Regions from separate parts of the Homo sapiens genome. Here region 2 is linked to region 1. Evidence: chromatin contacts called from ENCODE Hi-C data. All regions are on one chromosome and are shown on one strand. The core of a region is the stretch at or near the end of the contact, and the rest is flanking DNA. Distances in the headings are between cores, read along the strand shown.

Region 1 (5,514 bases), core at 1,068-3,567:
AAAAACATCATAGTTATCTTAACTCTTCCCCTCAGATTTTGGTGGCAACTTTTCATGTACTGTAAATATCATCAAAAGCAACCCCAAATCAATGATTAGTACTAAAAAGAGACCTTTTGTATCAAACACTGTTCATCTGCTGTTGGCAGTGGAGTTCATTTTTAATGCTACATTGCCCTCTTTGCGTCCAGTGTACTTTAATTTGCTGTTGGCTGCTTCCCAAAATGACCATATTTCTACTGCCCCCCCATTAAAAAGAAGAAACATCACAAAATTATTTCTTCAACATGTTCATTTTATACATCAGAATGAAAGGAGGTTACAGGTCTCCCATAGATTAGGGCTATTTACCATATCTCCTTACTTATTAGAGTCACAAATCTTAGCAGGAAGCCAGTTATGCAGATTGAAACATGAACTTCTTAGTCTAGCATTTTAATACTTTTTAATGGTGAAATTTATCTAGACTTATCTATAAAGTCTTTTGCAATTTGTGGTATGCTGAGTAAGAACTACAGAAGAACAAAAATAAAAGATTTTTTTAATGGCAACTTAAAAAATTATCACCACTTGTACTACTTACAAATTTTCCTCCAAAAAGTTACTTTGACTCATAGTCAATTTTTAATCTTGGAACAACTTCTTGCTATCACAAATACTTCAAGTGCCTAAAACATCTTCCTTACCAGCCAATATCTCCCGCTCCACTCTAAGAAATGCAAACTCGTTCAAGTTTAACCTGAATGCAACATAATTTGGAATCTTTCATTAAAATATATATCACACATTTTGAAGCCAAACATATTTTAAAATACCTGTTTTTGGTGATTTGGGGTACATATGCTTATCAGTATAACATATTTTAAAAGATTTTTTTCTACATACTCAAATCTGTGTTCCATTCATTTTTTCACTCCCACACCTTTTTGTCTATCCGATAATTCAGGAATCTTTACAGAAACATCTTGTTTCCATTGAAATAAACAACAAGAGTAGGAAAAAGAGTGAAGCGAAATGGTTCTAAATTCTATGCACCAACAGGCATTAAACATGCATAAACTTTTAAAGAGATGCCAAGACTCACTAAAAAGGAGAAAAAAAATACAACGAAGGTTTCTGAGTAGTTTTTAGTTACTCAATTTAAAAACTTTATCTTGTAAGCAAACTTTAACATCATCCAGAGCATCGCACTTATATATGAAAGAAAAAGTTCTTTATCACACCTTCAGAAATTACAACTACAAATTCCTAATCCCTTATTTAAAATCTTTTTGGCTAGATATGTTTCAAAATTCAGAACTTTTCTTAGAATAGTACGTCTGCCATATATTATGAAACACTTCCAGCAAGCTGTACTGTAATCAAACACAATATTTCTGTAGAAAACTTATGAATATTTACACAAAGGGAACATTCAGTTACACATAGCCTCACTTCCCTTCAGGTCAAACTTTACTGCTAAAGGAGTTAGAAACGACAGACAAAGGAATGGGGCCTGTCATGACATGTTAATTTGAAATCTAAATCTTTATCTTTGATAACTAGTTCAGAGTCAGTGTAAACATTTGGTCTTTCCTTCCACAAAAAAATGAAACAGTGTATTTAAAATTAAAAATGAAACAGTATATTTTATTTCAGAAGGTAAAAGCAAAATGAATTAATCTGTGAAACTAAGTCAATCACATTATGATCTTCTAGAACTTGGGTAGCTCCACTCTGGTTAAAGATTCCATTTCTTGGCACAACAGTAAAAGACATCAGATAGGCCCGGGGGTAAGCATCCCTGGGGTATTCAAATAACTTGGGTAGCAATGAAGAGCTGCAGAAGAGCAAGGAGACCCGAGATGATGTAGTGTGCTGCGGCATACCTGAGTTGGGCAAACTCAGCCTCCGAAGATTAAAGGAAAGAGCCCAAGTAGGAATCTGTGTGATCACTGTTCTTTTGCCAAGACACGGGGTGGACAATAAGATTCCTTTACAAAGCACTGGTGTAAGTGTTCGCCTGGTGCTGCAAAAAGCGGCTCACTGGGAATGGGGAGGAGCGTGTGGTAAGCCAGACCTGCGGCGAGAAGTTGGGTGAAAATGGGTCTTAACCATCGCTTCCTGCATCTATCCCAGAGGGTTGGGTACCTTCGTGGGCGGAGCGCGGCCTGCCCAGAGTGCCTTCTAGATCCTGGGTCAGGCGCCAAGCTCCCCAGCATCATGCAGGAAGCTGCAGCCCCGCAGAGTTAGGACAGCTCATTTGGCACCCGGCGAGCCCTTCCCAGGCCCGCAGCCCAGAATAGAGCCGGGGCCCAAGACGCCCACTGGAGACAGGGTCGGGTCCCACTACCGCGCAGGCCCGGCTCGCCCCCGACGTCAGGCACGGGGCGGGACCCTTGCAGCTGTCCGTCCAGTCCCGTTCCCCGGAAAGTGAGGGGCGGGACCCTCGCGGCTTTCTATCCAATCCTGTTCCCCGGCGAATGCGGGGCGGGACCCTAGCGGCCTTCAGTCCAATTCCCGCACCTTTGAGGCCCAAGGGGGAGCGAGCCGGTGCTGCTGCAGGCTGAGGCTGCGGCAGAGGCGGCGAGGCGCGGGCGGTGAGGACGGACAGGTCCGTTGAAGCAGCATTCCCTCCCTCCCCTAATCCTTCAACTCGGGGGCGGGGGAAAGTTAAGTCGTGCAGAACCGCAAAGGTGCCTGGATTTGGTGGGGGAGTAGTGTCATCAAGCATCTCGCCTGCTGGGGTCTCAGGGGTACCCTCAAGGTTGGGCCGCGGGGCTGCTCCGTTGTAGTGCTTAGATTTCTCTCACTTGATGGCCTCTTGAGTGCAGAGTTGCTCTTGGGTTGGTGGGAAGAGCCTCCGAGCTCTCATTGCCCTCTGCTCCTGCTTCTACCCCTTGCCACTCTGCGACGAACCTGTTACCCAGCCACTGAAAACGTATCCTCTACCCTTTGAACCCGTCTAATGGAAGGTGTACTTGTCTGAAACCTACTTAATTGTATGATCATTTACTCCTGCTCTCTAGCAGGTGGACTATTTGCGTGTGTTTGCAGTGATTCACGAAAAGTTTGTCTTGGGAACTCCCAACTCCTAGTTTGTCTGCATTCCACCTTCTTTCACTAGCTTGTTCATTTCTTTTTCCCTCTTAAATATTTGTTAAGCTTGTTTCTTTCTTCCCACAGTCACCGACTTAGTCCAGTTCCCTGTGATCTCAAAACAATTGTTGCAGCAGGCTCCTGGCAGTCTCAAGCAGTTCATCTTCTTGGTGTACTGGTATGTGACAATTCCTTCACGTATTGTTCGTGGTTCTTTTCCACTTTCTGTGAATTCATATCTAATTGCCCCCAGAAAGTCAATTCTAATTAAATCTAGCATAATCATTTTCTTAGTGCTATTGGAACCATCTTATTTAACTTAATCTTTGTGGTTGAGAATTCAAGAAAACTCTTCAAGAAAGAATCCAATAATTTATATTTTTAATGTGTACCGGTTGGTGGGTTAAGCACTATAGTGGGTATGTAACTAATACTCTTGCTTCCAGTTTTCTAGAGTCTATTAAGTGGCACAGAGGTAAACAGAATAGCTTATCTTCTCTGTATGTGTGTACTAGTCTTCTATTGCTGCCTTAACCAATTACACAAATGCAACAATTAAAACAACACAAATGTATTATCTCATAGCTTCTGTAAATGTGAAGTTTGGGTGGGCTTAGCTGAGTACTTGGCTTAGAATTTCACAAAACCGAAACCAAGGTTTCTGTAGATTTGGATTCTTTTCTGGAGGCTCTAGGGGAGAATCCACCTCCAGGCTATTTCAGATTGTTGGTAGAATTCACACTGACATTTCTATATCCTTACTGTTTGTCAGCCTGAGCCTCTTTCAGTTCTTTAAGGCCATCTGCATCTTCAAAGACACCACAAATCCTTCTCAAGCATTAAAGCAGTCTTACTTGTCTGCCACTGGCCAGAGAAAGCTCTTTGCTCTTATGGACTCAAGTGATTAGATTAGTTCCAATTCGATAATATCCCTATTTTAAGGTCAGTTCTGTAGAGAATATCACAATCACAGGAGTAATGATCTCACCATATTCGCAGGTTCTGGGGATTAGCAGGGGTGGAATCTTGGGGGCCATTCATAGTAATTGTGCCTACCACAATATGGTGGTTTCAGGCAGGATTATTTTGTTTTTATAATGTGCTTTCACAGGCATTGAAAACAAATTCTGACTTTATTGAATTGTATGATTAACCACTCTAAGATAAGGAAATTCACTTAAAGTTGGTTGCCCTAGGGGCACATGGCTAGAAAGTGGCAGAGTCTGTACTTGGATCCAGATCTACATTTCCATTAGGTACAAACCCATTTTTATGGATGGTCAAAATGGTGTGCAGCCAAAGTCAATAGATAGAAAGAAGCTAAAGAACTTTGAGTTAATTATTATTTCTCATTTTCAAATTATCTCTTTATATTAGTGGTACAGGCTAAGCTCTTCTCCCTACAATAGAAAGCCCAAAATACAATGGTATGAATAAAATAGAAGTTTTTTTTTTTCCATACATCTAGAGGTAGGAGTCCAGGACTAGTAGGGAGATTCTGCAATCCTGCATATATGACTTCCATAAATGAGGCCATGGTGCTGTTTAGTTCGTCACTACCTAGCAGGTAGTAAAAAGGAGGGAAAGTGCAGGGAGAACACATGCATTCCTTTTTGGGAGCATGACCTGGAAGTGACACACACAAGGTCATCACAAAGCCACACTGAGCTCCAAGAGAGGGTAGGAAAGATAAAACTGGGGGCTGTATGCACAGCTACAACTCAGGATTCTGTTAAAGCAGAGGAAAACAGGTATTAGCTGAAAATAGTCTCTTCTGTGTCCATGTTTTTGATAGTGTTCGATTCTGTAACCTATGAGTGGAATACTTTGTTTAGCGTTGCTATCAGTTTTAAAAAATAGTTTTTGAGAGAATAGGAAGTTCAAATTCAATATTAACGTTCTTTGATTTCTCAGTTGCTATTTTAACATATAATTACATTTAATATATTACATTATTTAATATAATTAATATATGATAATTTACAAAGGCTTTGAGAAACCTCATTTTTTATTTAGCATTTGTATACCTTATTCACATTTTGAGTTAGATTTCTTTGATAGCAATTAATACACGTGTCAATATGTTCAAGATTGCTTTGGAACACTTGAGACCATTCTGTGTAGACCTCATACGACCTGTGCAATTAAAGCAGCTTGTCATATGATTTATGTATTCTATAATAATCTTTAATTCTACAGTTGGACACTTCCACACCTCTTTGTACTTTGTGCTCCAAAGTTTTCTATATCAATGCAATATCAACACATAATCCTTTTCTATACATCAAATACTATCTACCCACTAAGATTTACTGCAGGTTCCCTTACCTTCTATCATGTTGTTTTGTATAGGGGAAAGATTGTAGTCTTAACAGATCTGGGTTTGGGTCCTGTGTTTGACATTAGGTAAGTTACTAAATTTCTGAGTTTTGATAT
Region 2 (5,514 bases), core at 990-3,489, 4.9 Mb after region 1:
AGAAATTCTTTTAAAATACAGTAGCTTTTGGCATTTTACATAAACTTTAGCCTAAGATTAAAACAACCATTAAAATTATTGTACAAAAATTTTAAATAAAATAATTTAAATACTTTTCAAATTTATTTTAAATTCTAAAACTTTCCATTGATTTAGATCCAAAAAAACCCTACAGATATTTCACTAGAAAAAAATACAGTGACACATTAGGATAGAGACATTTCATTGTGTGAAAGGTTTTGAGGACGTTATCATTCTTTATCATTATATACTTCATGAAATTTTTTTCAGTTCAATTTTTTGTATAAAATCATTCTTAAAACCCACCTCATGCAACAGACCTTCCTACATCATGTGAAAAGGATGAGGCCTTTTTCTTCTCAGAATTTCTATTTAGCAATTACTTTTCACCACAGATTAACAATGACTTCAAGATAATAAACGTTTACAAATTATGAGACAGACGCATTGAAGACTGCAAGCCCCAAAAAGAAAGACATTGTATTGTGAATACACTGTATGATATATGGGCACAATTACAGAAACCATTTTATCTATTAAGGACCTAAAAGAAAAATCAAGTAACTCTTACTTTTCTAAAGACAATTTAAAGCAAATCAATTCCTGTCTTGGTCAACTCATGTTAAGAAAACATTTACTAGCAAAGTACTTTGTCAATACTCATCACTTCTCTAGAATATTTAATTAATACTGCACAGAAGCCTGAACTTTTAAAAGGTAAACAAATGTGATTTTAAAAAGACATAACTATGACAGTAACAGTATTTTGTTTTCTTAAACCAAATACTTTTTTACCATATCCCCAAAATATTCTTAAAATTCATTTTCAAGAACTATTCGTACTTGACTACTTAAAATCTACATTCTTCCAGTGACATGAAAGAAGGAAACAAAGGCTTAACAGGAAAATAACAAAAGTAACTAACATAGGAAGGTAAAACTGCTAAGGGAGAAACACAGACAAACTGATAGAAAATGAGTAGCTTGAACTAAAATACAAGAAAGGTATAACTAGAGTTTGCAATATGTTTAGACTGAGTCTGAGATGAGGGTTCAAGTGAATAAGTACAGGAAACGTGGCATTTTGTTATATGGCTCACTCCATTCTGGAAAATGTTAGGCACAAATGATAATATGCTCCCTAAGTAATAAGATCTTATAAATAAAGCAGTGGAAGTGGTCCTTAATTAGGGGGGTGGCACCTACCTGGGATCACTGGAAAATATGGAGGGCATTTCTGGTTGTCACTATGACTGATGAGGGGAGATGTACAACTGCCATTTAGTGTCCATGGAACAGGTTTGCTAACATCCTCTTAGTATGCTAGACAGCGTTTGCAAACAGAAACTGTAAAGGCACATATGCACTCCAGAAGGGTAAGAAAATAATGAGGCTGAGATCCTGAGTTGGACCACCGAGATGAAAGACTTCTGGTGAGGCTAAAAACATGTAGAAAAAGCGATGAAAGCCAAAAACCTTAAAAGGTGGAGAAAAGTGTAGAGGCGAGAAGTGAGTTACAGGGGGAGAAGTGAGTTAGAATGACAAGCTGTGAATCCCTTTCCCTGCAATGACAAAAATACGTAATCACTCTGCCTGGGAGGTTTTTTCCTGCGCCACCACCCGTCAACGTCCACTACTGGGGAAAAACGTAAGCCTCTTTGCTCAAAGAGTTTCCACCCAAAAAGTGGCTATGGTTTCTCTGTAACTACATGTGAAAAATAAACTCCTTGCCTGGGGCAACTAGATGTGGAGATGGTTCAGTCTCCCACCTCCGTTTTCCCTCGCTGGAGTCGAACTTGCTCCTCCTGTTTCCCGAAGGACACCGAGAGGTCCCACCCGTACGGGCTGCCGCGAGTGCCTCTCTGGCCGCTACATTCAACTAAATGGGTGGGACAGTCACCTGGCGAGGGGGGGCAGGGACCGTCACCGCTTTCTCATTCCTCCTTCCCTCCTCCCAGGCACAGCAGCCCGGCCCAGCTTCCTGTGGCAGAAAAACCCTCAGTCGCCAAAAGAAAGCCGTCTTGAGGGTTCCCCCGCGCTCCCACCCGCGCCCCAAAAGCTCAGGTCTCTGGAGTCGGAGACCCTCCTGCCCACCTGCTCTTTACTGTCCTTCCCTCTCCTCGCACCTCAGCACCATTCACCCCTCACCCTCTCCCGAAACTACGGGGTCCCAGGTCTTCAAAGGCCTTAGCTTTCCACCCCGCCGTTACCGTGGCTATGAAATCGCTTCCGGGTTCACACCCTTTGCAGCCTCGCGGTTGGCGGTGAAAGAGCTTCCGGGTCGGCGGCCGGGCTGCTGCCGTTCCTGCTCCTTTTCACTGGACCTGCAGTCTCTCAGGGGCTGGTGGCAGGCGACTAGGAGACTAGGGTGGTGGCGGTGGGGGTGCCAGCGGCTGAGCCGGAGCCGGAGCCGGAGGCGGGGGAGGGGAAGAGGGCGGCCGGGGCTGCGAGCGCGCAAGGCTGGAACATGAGCCGGGCTTGACCGCGAGGCGGAGGCAAGAGCCACCGCCCCCTCTTCCCCTCCCCCGAGTGAGGCGGCGCAGCGGCCGGAGAGGGATGGGGGGCGCCCACCCAGTCTGAGCCTCGCCGCGGGCGCCTTCGGCTCACGCAGCGCTTCCCGCGGGCCGCCAGTGCGCACCCTCGGCCACATCAGCCTCCGCCTGGCGGGTGCACCCGGGCCGGCGAGGAAGGGGCAACCGTCCGGGTGGGTGGGGCGGGCTGGGTACCTGAGGTCACCAGCTCGGCTGTAGAGGCAGGGGCGGCGGAGGCGGAACTGCGGAGTTGCTGGGTCCACCGACCCTTACCCTCAGCGAGAGAAGTAACCGTAAGTCTCAGCTTCGCGGTACAGATGTGTTTGAGGCTGCCTCTACCCATTTGTGGCTCCGAGTTCAGAGCTACCTACTTCACACCCTCCCGGATCTACTAGGAGTGTGTCTGTCGCCTGTTTTGGAGCATTGTTGTTCTGTCTGTCCCCATCCCTGAACAGGCAGCATTCTCTGCCCTACAGGGCTTTTCTCCCAGCGAATTTGCAAGCCTCCGGGTCTCCGTGACGCGTCCCATCCTCCCCATCTGGATGCATCTCCTTGTCCCTCTGTCCTCAAAGGATCTGTGTCCTTCCTCGCAGCCTCCCCCCCACCCCCATCCTTTGAGACGTGGAAAGCCACGGGTTCTGCCGACCTCGGGGGCTAGAGAGAGTCTTGAGAAGCGGATGGGTAAAAGTGCTCTGCAGGGCTGTGATGGGTGGGGATAGGTGCAGATGGCTCCAGTGAACCTTTATTTTTGCAGCTTCTGCCACCAAAACAAAAGAATGGAGCGCTCCCCTGTATTCTTATTCTTCTCCGTATGTATGAGCTGTTTTTCTGTACGTAGCTGTTTGAGTCGCAGGAAATTGAAACTAGAGCTGTAATAAAGCATCTCCTGAGGAGATTTTGAGAATTAGTCTCCCAAGCTCTATTCACACGGAATGGCATATCGAACAATCTTGTATTGGAATGACCATTTCAGAAGAGCTTTACTGGTAGATCTGACAGATAAATGTAAAGATAAGAGTCTGCTGTTTCAAATAGTGTATTTTAGATACCTTTAAATTTTAGTGTTCTAATTTTCATCTAGTTCTTAATTTGTGAAGTATGTGGGTATGTGTAAGGTGTAAAAATCTGTGTATTGGAAGGTTTTGCTTTGTTACAAGCTTTTGCTTTGTTGCTTTTGAGACAGACGTTTAAAGATCATATTAGATTGTATTTGATAATTATTTTCAATCATTAATTCCAGAGAAATCTTTTTTTGTATCAGCCACTCACAGATGTTACACACCTTGGTGCCTATGACCCTCCTGCTGCTTAAACTGTGAATGTCTTCAAAGTATATTTTCAGATTTTTGAACTAGGCGTTTTTTCTCATTAGAATTTGATTTGCTTTTCAAACTGCTCCTGCAGAACTTTCCAGAAATTAGATTTAAAAATAATTTTAATGCTGTCAGTGATTGGACAATAGCTCTTATATGACTTTATGCATTTGCTACTTTTCAGAGCACCATAGGAAGCAAACGATAATTTAAGAATAATTTTACTGTGTACTGCAGGTTGTCATTCTGCAAACTACTGTGTAGTGTAGACTGGTAGCTTTGGTGTTTTGTGTTGCTGAAAAACATTGTCATTTCATTAAGAAAGATGGATGTGTTTAATGACTTTTCCCCCCAACCTCCTTTCAGCAGTTGATTTTGGGCTATTATCTGATTTGTAACTTCTCACTGTTCACAGATTTTAATTTGAAGTAGGCTCAGGAGATGTAGCTCCAACTCTGTCTCTGGAAATGTACTTAGCACAGAAGCCAAGCACTGTGCAGAGTTGAGTGTATTATTAAGGGTGTGGCTTTTGCTTTCTGTAAAATTGTTCAGTTTCTGAATAAGAGTAGGGTGCTATAGTGAGGTGATGGGCGCTATCTTGGAGAAGTCTTAGAAAAAATGTTGTTGATTCTCTTTTCCTTGGGGTAGGATGGGGAAGATAGAACTATATTTTCCTATTTCACTGTTCCCTTGACCACTACACCGAGAATTTTGAGTTTTCAATATGTAAGGAGTCTGAAACTGTGCCAACTGTGCTGTAAACAAGGGCTCTAACAGGTAGGTGACTCCTGAAACATGGGAGGGAAGTTTTGTTAGCCACTCTTTTGTACTCCTGTGGCACTGCCCACTTCTCAAAGAGTGGGTTTTCTTTCCTCTTTCTTTTCTGGGGTATGCACTCAAACTTGTGAAAGTGAAATATGTGTATTTACAACTTGCTTGTAGATAAAAGTGCGAGCTCATTTTCATATATAAGTAGATGGAAGAACTATGAATTAAGTTAATCTGAATGTCCTTGAAATGAAGTTGGAAAAGATTCCTCAGTGCTTTGGGTAATTTTTCCCCCATTGAGGATGCATATGACATTTATTTAGATTAAGTTTTAAAATATTTCCTTCAAATATTTGACACATTTGCCAAAAAGGATTTGGGAGTGGACTAAGTCATTATTAAAGAGACCAGTCTGTGGGAGTTTTTATACATTGATCTAAAAATGTTTAGGTTTTTAATTTACTTTTCAAAGTGACTTCCTTAGGGGGAATGGTAATTTTTGGATTCTCAGTTTATTTTTCAGATAACCTCAGACTGCCTCTTTCTTTTCCAGATACTTTTTTTCTTTTTTCTTTTCTTTCTTTTTTTTTTTTTTTTTGAGATGGAGTCTCATTCTCTTGCCAAGGCTGGAGTGCAGTGGTGTGATCTTAGCTCAGTACAACCTCCGCCTCCTGGGGTCAAACGATTCTCCTGCGTCAGCCTCCCAAGTAGCTGGGACTACAGGTGCCCGCCACCACACCCGGCTAATTTTTGTATTTTTAGTAGAGACGAGGTTTTGCCACGTTGGCCAGGCTGGTCTCAAACTCCTGAACTCAGGTGATCCGCCTGCCTTGGCCTCCCAAAATGTTGGGATTATGGGTGTCAGCCACTGCGCCTGGCCT

Evidence for each region. A loop is a pair of places that touch in the nucleus more often than their neighbours do. Pooled maps may share reads with other maps.
Region 2: a map of B cell shows a loop between it and region 1 (8-fold over the local background). The contact joins the promoter of KRIT1 here to the promoter of TP53TG1 in region 1. A Hi-C loop is called at or near these places in 2 of 168 maps with a recorded cell type or tissue (B cell and naive thymus-derived CD4-positive, alpha-beta T cell) and 6 of 50 pooled maps.

The regions. Positions count from the first base shown.
Region 1 is chr7:87,343,175-87,348,688 of GRCh38, forward strand. It overlaps TP53TG1 (TP53 target 1), which reads right to left and starts at 2,318. Exons shown (of 3, transcript NR_015381.1): 1 at 1,869-2,318. CROT (carnitine O-octanoyltransferase) reads left to right here and starts at 2,490. Exons shown (of 18, transcript NM_021151.4): 1 at 2,490-2,593; 2 at 3,166-3,256. RefSeq lists a silencer at 2,306-2,515.
Region 2 is chr7:92,243,675-92,249,188 of GRCh38, forward strand. KRIT1 (KRIT1 ankyrin repeat containing) reads right to left here and starts at 2,240. Exons shown (of 19, transcript NM_194454.3): 1 at 2,116-2,240; 2 at 1,228-1,497; 3 at 328-475. It overlaps ANKIB1 (ankyrin repeat and IBR domain containing 1), which reads left to right and starts at 2,300. Exons shown (of 20, transcript NM_019004.2): 1 at 2,300-2,845. RefSeq lists an enhancer at 2,121-2,415 and a silencer at 2,346-2,735.